Linked DNA regions of Homo sapiens: region 2 is linked to region 1. Evidence: read pairs that join two places in POLR2A ChIA-PET (ENCODE). Cell type or tissue: IMR-90. All regions are shown on one strand. Links, peaks and the distances in the headings refer to the core of each region. The heading gives the core; the rest is flanking DNA. Region 1 overlaps CAP2 (cyclase associated actin cytoskeleton regulatory protein 2). Region 2 has its middle 49 kb from the start of RBM24.

Evidence for each region. Peaks named below come from ENCODE experiments on the same cell type or tissue, not always from the same donor. Only the 100,000 strongest peaks of a DNase experiment are listed, where the experiment ranks them.
Region 2: POLR2A ChIA-PET joins it to region 1 with 5 read pairs; 4 of 35 experiments call an interaction of 5 or more read pairs at or near these places.

The regions. Positions count from the first base shown.
Region 1 is chr6:17,411,445-17,415,841 of GRCh38, reverse strand. The region is part of intron 1 of CAP2 (cyclase associated actin cytoskeleton regulatory protein 2); the gene reads right to left. Among named protein-coding and RNA genes, the nearest start is that of CAP2, 20 kb to the right of the region's middle. In IMR-90, for the core only: no CTCF peak of the experiment used is centred there; a DNase peak (open chromatin) is centred at 2,161; H3K27ac peaks cover 432 bases.
Region 2 is chr6:17,328,283-17,332,679 of GRCh38, reverse strand. No RefSeq gene overlaps it. Among named protein-coding and RNA genes, the nearest start is that of RBM24, 49 kb to the right of the region's middle. In IMR-90, for the core only: no CTCF peak of the experiment used is centred there; no DNase peak of the experiment used is centred there.

The DNA.
Region 1 (4,397 bases), core at 150-4,149:
CTCCATGGCGCAATGTCAATGGTGATAAGCCTAGAATAACAACCTATGTGCCTGGATTACCTATTTTGCATCTGTGAGACATACGGCCCAATTAAAAACCTGCCTTGTGCTTTCTTTCCTGTCAGCACCTGTACACCTCGCCTCCCAAGGAGACCGGCTGCAAGCTTTTCAGGGGCTGAGGTTGGGTCTTACTCTTCTTTGCATCTCCCACTGAGTCCAGCATGGTGCCCTATACCTAGAGAACTATAAATACTTTTTGATTGACTAATTAATTAGCTACCACTCACTGTCTTTTCTTTGCCTGCCCACTCACTGGCACCATTCCAGATCAGGCTGAAAGCCAGATTTTCATAGGAGAAATTTTCATTTAAAAGAAGATGCTAGATTAGTTTTTCCTACTTGGAACCACAGTGGCTCCCTCCCATGACTTGAAAGAGCACACTTGCTCCCTCTAATGTAAGCCTTTGGGTCTCTTCCATGGCTCCTTTTTCTTCAGGATTTCAAATTGTGTTAAAACTCCACATTGTCTAAAGGGTTTTGTAAATTCCTCACAACAAGTTCACAAAACAAGTAAGAGATAATGCTACTTGGATAACATTTTCATGTTAATAAAAGAGGTGGGTCTTTCAGGTTTCCTGATTGCTAGCTGAAAGTTCTCCTCACTAGGCCAAAAATACAGAAATAATGGTAGTGAGTGTTTCTCTTCCAATTCTGCAAGAGAGACCCAGATCCAAGGGCTTCTGAAGATCATGAATCTAAGATTAAATAGGAAATAGACTTTTCTCAAAAGAAGACATTTACGTGGCCAAGAAACATAAGAAAAAAGCTCAACATCACTGATCATCAGAGAAAAGCTAATCAAAACCACAATGAGATACCATCTCATGCTAGTCAGAATGGTGATTATTAAAAAGTCAGGAAACAATAGATGCTGGTGAGGCTGTGGAGAAACAGGAACACTTTTACGCTGTTGGTGGGAAGGTAAATTAGTTCAACCACTGCGGAAGACAGTATGGCGATTCCTCAAGGATCTAGAACCAGAAATACCATTTGACCCAGCAATCCCATTACTGGGTATAGACCCAAAGGATTATAAATCATTCTGCTATAAAGACACATGCATACATATGTTTATTGCAGCACTATTTACAATAACAAAGACATGGAACCAACCCAAATGCCCATCAATGATAGACTGGATAAAGAAAATGTGGTACATATACACCATGGAATACTATGCAGCCGTAAAAAGGAATGAGATCATGTCCTTTGCAGGGACATGGAAGAAACTAGAAGCCATCATCCTCAGCAAACTAACACAGGAACAGAAAACCAAATACCCCATGTTCTCACTCATAGGTAGGGGCTGAACATTGAGAATACATGGACACAAAGAGAGAAACAACACACACCAGGGCCTATTGGGGGATGGGGACTGAGGGGAGGAACTTGGAGGACGGGTCAATAGGTGCAGCAAACTACCATGACACAAGTATACCTATGTAACGAACCTGCATGTTCTGCACATGTATCCCATTTTTTAAAGTGTTTTTTTTAAGAAGAAATAAAGAAAAAAAAAAGGAAATAGACTTGAAGTGACAGGAAACTGGAGACTTTCAAACCTTTTCTCATAGTGAGGCTGGGCAACTGGTTTATATGTGAACTCTCTGCAAAAAATAAAGTTACAATGGACTAATTTCTCTGTAAGTCCATCAAAATTTAAAATATTTGGTAAACTACCATCAAATCAGACTGTCCTAGATTGTTAAACTCTTTTTTTTTTTTTTTGAGACAGAGTCTCACTCTGTCACCCAAGCTGGAGTGCAATGGCACAATCTTGGCTCACTGCAATCTCCGCCTCCTGGGTTCAAGTGATTCTCCTGCCTCAGCCTCCCAAGTAGCTGGAATTACAGGCGCCCTCCACCATGCCAGGCTAATGTTTGTATTTTTAGCAGAGACAGGGTTTCGCCATGTTGGCCAGGGTGGTCTCGAACTCCTGACCTCATGTGATCCACCTGCCTTGGTCTCCCAAAGTGCTGGGATTACAGACGTGAGCCACTGCGTCTGGCCAATTGTTAAATTCTCTTTACAGTAACCGTATCAGTGACTTTCTTTTATTTCCCAGGAAACTACCAAGCACTGGGAGAAGTAACCCTGTGATTCACTATTACTAATTGGGTAATGGTATGTATAGGAGAAACAAACCATCACAGTATTCATTCATTCATTTTTTAACTGGCTCATTGAATATGTTTGTTTCATTCACTCAATCAGTCAGTTCCCACTGTCTACTAGGCACAATGCTCATATCTAGAAAACTAAGGCTGATTAAAAAACATTTCCTGCCCTACTGTAGTGTGAGGGGGCTGAAAGCAAACCCTGCTCAGTCAAGCCAGGAAGCTGTTTAACTAAGAGATACATTCACGTTGCCAAGGTGCCCGCCTTCGTATCTTTTGCTTACTCTCCTATAGAGCATTTCTGGAGCCAGCTTCTCGCCAAACAGCAAACAAAAAGCACCATTTTCTTTTTATTGCAAAGATGTTTCAAGAGTCTCTGATTTTTGAGATGGTGTAATCAGAATAGCTGAGACCAGAAAGTTATATAAGAAAAAGAACACTCTCAATGTTTCATGAAACTGGAGAAAACATGTATGAGATCCTGGTTAGCCAACTGACTCCTCTAGGGCCTCTAATCAGGTCTCACTGCAGGAGAAAAATGCTTCAGCTTGACCTTCAGAAAGATCTCACCCCAGCTCTCTAGCTACAATTCCCCATGCTCCTGAGATACCCACATGCCACAGGGACAACTCCCCAAGTCCCAAACGTGTCCTACCCTATCCCTCTCCTATGCCATGATTCTGCTGCCTCTAAGGTTCTTCCTAGCACTGTTAATTTTCAATCCTCAAATCCCAGCTCCTCCAAGAGATCTTGCAGTGTCTCACAAATCAGAGTAATCTCTGGAGAGGTCTTTACTCCCTGACATCTCCATCGACTATCGAAACCACATATACAATTTCCTCGCCATCCCATTTGCCCCCTCCACTGTGGTGGTTTCACCCCTCAGAACCATCCCTAATTTGCCTTATATATAAATATTCCTCCTCTAAGTTGAAATAAGAAATACTTACTCCCTGACATTTCCATCTAAACCACATGTACAATTACCTCACCATCCCATTTGCCCCCTCCACTCTGGAGGTATCACCCCTCAGAACCATCTCTGATCTGCCTCGTAGTTTAAGCATTTGTCCTCTAAGTTGAAATGTCTGAAGATAAAAGGCTAGGACTCATAACTTAATGTAGTGGAAAAAGAACTCTGGGGATTAGAGAATCTTAATTTGAGATCCAGCCCCTTCACTGACAACCCACGTGATTCTGGAGGTCTTGAGTCTTCTAGTAGACAGACTACTTAATCTGTCTGAGTCTCAGTTTTCCTATTTCCAATATACGAACTCATTCCTTCTTCCTCATTCAGTGGCTTAAGAAAATTGTCTGCAAAGGTGTTTTGAGCTACATTCGGTACTGGCTTGGGGCTACACAGGTGGATGAGACACAGACTGCGTCCTCAAGGCACAATCTCCTTGAGGAGTAGACAGTTCAGCCACTGGGGGCTGGCCAGCTGTCCATGGCACTGGGCCACAGGGAACTGGGCTACTGAGGCAGGAGGGAGCCCAGTGAGAACTGAGGCCATGGGGAAGGCTAAGTACATCTCGAATCCTGGCTCTGTGCACTGACTTGGGGTGATGGGGCTGAGTAAGGCAGAGCCATAAAATAAAGGACTCTGAATGCTGACCAGGGCCAGGATAAACCATATACTACTCCCCTGTCATGGAGTGGAAGCTCGCTTAGCTAAACACGAGATAGAAACCCTTCACTGAAGAGGAGCTCATTCCCCAGGCCCCTCTATAGCCCTTTCTAAGCACCTATGCAGTTGAGGAAGCTCTTTCTATTTCTGTGTCCCCACGTTGCCCCTTTGCGCTTGTTTACACCATGGAGGAGGTAGAGTTCAAAGAACTGCTTCTAGGAGTCCCCTAAGGGCCACACGCTGGCACTGAGAAAAGAAGAGCCATGGAGAACCTGCTGGCCAGGCCACTACAGACTGGGCAGGAGGGTCGTGAACCATTCTCCCTCCATCAAGTAAATGTGTTACTCCCCTTGTATCCAGAATATATAAAAAAACTTTTACACTCAATAAGAAGGCAAATATGCCAGTTTAATAGTCAGCAAAATATCTAAATAGACATCTTCCCAGAGAAGACAGGCAAATGGCCAAGAGCACATGTGAAAGGGCTCAACATCAGTAATCATTAGGAAAATGCAAATCAAGACTCCAATCAGATACCACTTCACACACACTAGTATGGTTATAACCTAAAAGACAGATAATAAAAAGTGCTG
Region 2 (4,397 bases), core at 115-4,114, 83 kb after region 1:
GAGACTCCGTCTCAAAAAAAAAAAAAAAAAAAAAAAATACACACCTCACTATAACTAAGTAAAACTGCAGGGAACCAAAAATAAAAGAATATTTTAAAAGCAGCCAGAGAGAAAAGATGACTCACCATAAAGAAACGGCAATTAGATTTGTAGCTGACTTCTTCACTGCAACATTAGAAGCCAGGAGACAAGAGAAAAGTATCTTGAATGTGGCCAGGTGCGGTGGCTCAAGCCTGCAATCCCAGCACTTTGGGATGCGGAGGCGGGCAGATCACGAGGTCAGGAGATCGAGACCATCCTGGCTAACAGGATGAAACCCCGTCTCTACTAAAAACACAAAAGATTAGCCGGGTGTGGTGGTGGGCTTCTGCAGTCCCAGTTAATCAGGAGGCTGAGGCAGGAGAATGGCGTGAACCCAGGAGGCGGAGCTTGCAGTGAGCTGAGATTGTGCCACCGCACTCCAGCCTGGACAACAGAGCAAGACTCCGTCTCAAAAAAAAAAGAAAAAAGAAAAGTATCATGAATGTTTTTAGAAAAGCTCAATTGTAAATTTAGAATAATATACTTTATGAAACTATATTCAAAACTTAATTTAAAATCATTACATTTTATTTTTATTTTCTGTTTTTGAGACAGAGTCTAGCTCTTGTGTCCCAGGCTGTAGTGCAGTGGCACAATCACAGCTCACTGCAGCCTCAATCTCCTGAGCTCAGGTGATCCTCCTGCCTCAGCCTCCTCAGTAGCTGGGATTACAGGCAAACAAACACCACCACTGATTTTTTTTTTTTGTCTTTTTTTGTAGAGAGAGGGTATTGCTATGTTGCCCAGGCTGGTCTTTAACTCTTGGCCTCAAGTGATTCTGAAACCGACCCAATAGTCCCAAAACAGTTTTTTTGTTTGTTTTTGTTTTTTGTTTGTTTTTTGGACAAAGATAGATATTGACTCTGGTCTTAAAGCTTGAAGCTTACATTTGTTTTATCTGAGTTCCTTCCTCAGGAAAGGACCTTCAGGCCTCTCCAAAAAGTATAGAACTGAAACTCACCAGACGACCACATCCAGACAATGAGATGCCAGACCCCTCATTCATCATGATTGCTTCCTTGCCTCTCCCTAGTTCCTGTTTTCTTATACATTGTTACATTTCTTCCCTGCTATGTAAATCCCTAGTTTTAGTAGCTAAGGGAGGTGGATTTGAGATGAGCTCCCATCGCCTCTGCTGCACCTGATTAAAGCCTTCTTCCTTGGCAATATTCGTCATCTCAGTGACTGCCTTACTGTGCAGCCAACAGCAGGACCCAGACCAAACTTCTGATGTTTCAGTAACAATTCTCCCACCTCGGCCTCCCAAAGTGTTGCGATTACAGGTGTGAGCCACCATGCCCAGCCTACATTTTCATATGTGTCACTTCTCCTTACATTTCATTACTTAATTCAGATGATTATGCCTAATAGCAAATTTGTGGATGTCCAGAAGGAGCTGAGAACCAGAAATCTTACTAAGGATTAGTTACTTTACTGTTGTAGGGAAAATTACACAGGTGGTAAAAACAGTAAAAAACACAGTGAGTTAGGAGCATAAAAGTCAATAAAGTGGCTACCTTTGTGGGGAGGGCAGGTATATGATTGAAGAAGGGCATTCGTGAAGGGGTAGGGGAGCTTCAAGATTATGTATTGGTGACCAGGCACAGTGGCTCACGCCTGTAATCCCAGCACTTTGGGAGGCCAAGTCGGGTGGATCACAAGGTCAGGAGTTCAAGACCAGCTTGGCCAACATGATGAAACCCCCGTCTCTACTAAAACTACAAAAATTAGCCAGGCATGGTGGCGGGCGCCTGTCATCCCCCATACTCGGGAAACTGAGGCAGGAGAATCACTTGAACCTTGGAGGTGGAGGTTGCAGTGAGCTAAGACCACGCCATTGCACTCCAGCCTGGCGACAGACTCCATCTCAAAAAAAAAAAAAAAAAAGATTATGTATTGGTGATAGTCTCTTTGCTAAACTGGATGATGGGTGTTTGGTGTTTGTTTTTATAATTTCTTAACCTAGAATTTATATATTGGATACACTTGTGTACATACGATAAAGAAGCAACAGAGCACTCTAGCTACTTGGTAGTGAATGGAGCTGCAGGGTTAAAAGCAGAAGCAGAGAAACAAACCAGCCAGGAGATGATAGCAGTAGACCAGGGGAAGCATGGGAAGAGCTTAGCCTAGGGAGAGAGCAGTGCAGATCAGAGAAAGTAGGGGAATTTAGGACATACTGTGAAGCCAATGAGAAATTGGATATGTGAGTAGAGGAAAAGATAGGCAATAATAATGACTGCTAATATTAATATTTTAGTCTGTATTACTGGATGGATGGAGGTGCCATTAATTGAAAAGAGGGATATTAAGAAAGGAAAGATTTGATGGGGATAGACAAGAATTCTCTTCTGGGCCAAGTGCAGTGACTCACACCTGTAATCTCAGCACTTTGGGAGGCTGAGGTGGGTGGATTACCTGAAGTCAGGAGTTCGAGACCAGCCTGGCCAACATGGCGAAACCCTGTCTCTACTAAAAATACAAAAATTAGCTGGGTGCGGTGGCACGCACCTGTAGTCCCAGCTAACTCAGGAGGTTGAGGGTAGGAGAGTTGCTTGAACCTGGGATGCAGAGGTTGCAGTGAGCCGAAATCATGCCACTGCACTCCAGCCTGGGTGACAGAGCGAGATTCTGTCTCAAAAATAAAAATAATAAAAAAAAAGAATTATCTTCTACTCTTCTGGGTAAGTTTTTGATGTCTATTAGATATTAAAAGTGAAGATACCAAGTAGTTAGGGCCTATAAGAATCTAGGGGAGAGGTGAAGGCTTGAGATATAAATGAGGGAGTCTCGAATACATTGGTGACATATTTCCATCCTTTGTGATACGTATTTTTCTAAAACAGGGACTGAGTCTGTTGCCCAGGCTGGAGTGCAATGGTGCAATGACGGCTCACTGCAGCCTCGACCTCCCGGGGCTCAAGCAATCTTCTCACCTGTTTCCCTTGTAGCAGGGACTACAGGTTCGAGTCACCATACCTGGCTTTTTTTTTTTTTTTTTTTTTTGTAACGGGGTTTCACTATATTGCCCAGGCTGATTTCCTGGGCTCAAGTGATCTGCCCACCTTGGCCTCCCAAAGTGTTGGGATTATAGGCTTGAGTCACTGTGCCCAGCCTCCTTTGTGATATTAAAAGACAAGAAATGTTTAAATGTATACTAATAACTAGCTATATAAATTATGGTGCTTATAATGGAATATCATGCAGCCATTAAACAAGGGTGTAGACTCTGGATTCTATTAAAAGTGTTCAGGATATATTGCTGGGTAAAAAAATCAAAGGGCATAACCACATGTATTATATGATTTGTATGAAAAATAACCACAGGTCGGGCATGGTGACTCATGCCTGTAATCCCAGCACTTTGGGAGGCTGAGGCAGGTGGATCACGAAGTCAGGAGTTCGAGACCAGCCTGACCAACATGGTGAAACTCCATCTCTACTAAAAATACAAAAATTAGCCAGGCGTGGTGACTCGCACCTGTAATCCCAGCTACTCGGGAGGCTGAGGCAGGAGAATTGCTTGAACCCAGGAGGCGGAGGTTGTAGTGAGCCGAAATTGTGCTGCTGCACTCCAGCCTGGGTGACAGAGCGAGACTGTCTCAAAAATAATAATAATAACAACATATATATATGCTGTGCATGAATGGAAAATTCCTGTAAGACACACAAGCAGGTGCCAATAATGGTTGTTTTTTGTTTTGTTTTGTTTTTTTTGAGACAGAGTTTTGCTCTTTTTGCCCAGGCTGGAGTGCAGTGGCGTGATCTCAGCTCACCACAACCTCCGCCTCCCGGATTCAAGCAATTCTCCTGCCTCAGCCTCCTGAGTAGCTAGGATTACAGGCATGCGCCACCACACCCGGTTAATTTGTATTTTTAGTAGAGATGGGGATTTCTCCATGTTGGTCAGGCTGGTCTTGAACTCCTGACCTCAGGTGATCCACCTGTCTCAGCCTCCCAAAGTGCTGGGATTATAGGCGTGAGCCACTGTGCCCGGCCCAGCAGTGGTTATTTGTCCAGAGCTGGGGTGGAGGCAAGATATGGGGAGGGTGGCTTTTGCTTATCATTTTTTAAAATTTATATTTTTACTTAGAATATATATTTTATAAGTGGATAAGTACATAAACATCAGGTGGTGATTGTGTTGTTGTTGTTACAAAAGAGGCTTCAGGCTATGATGGAAAGAGAATGAAACCAGGGAACTGGAGGCCTGGTTCTTTACTGACTCCGCATGTGGTGTCAGACCAGCCATCACTTCTATCTAGGCTTTAATTTTCTCATCAGTAAAGCATCATCATTGGACAAGCAGATCTCTA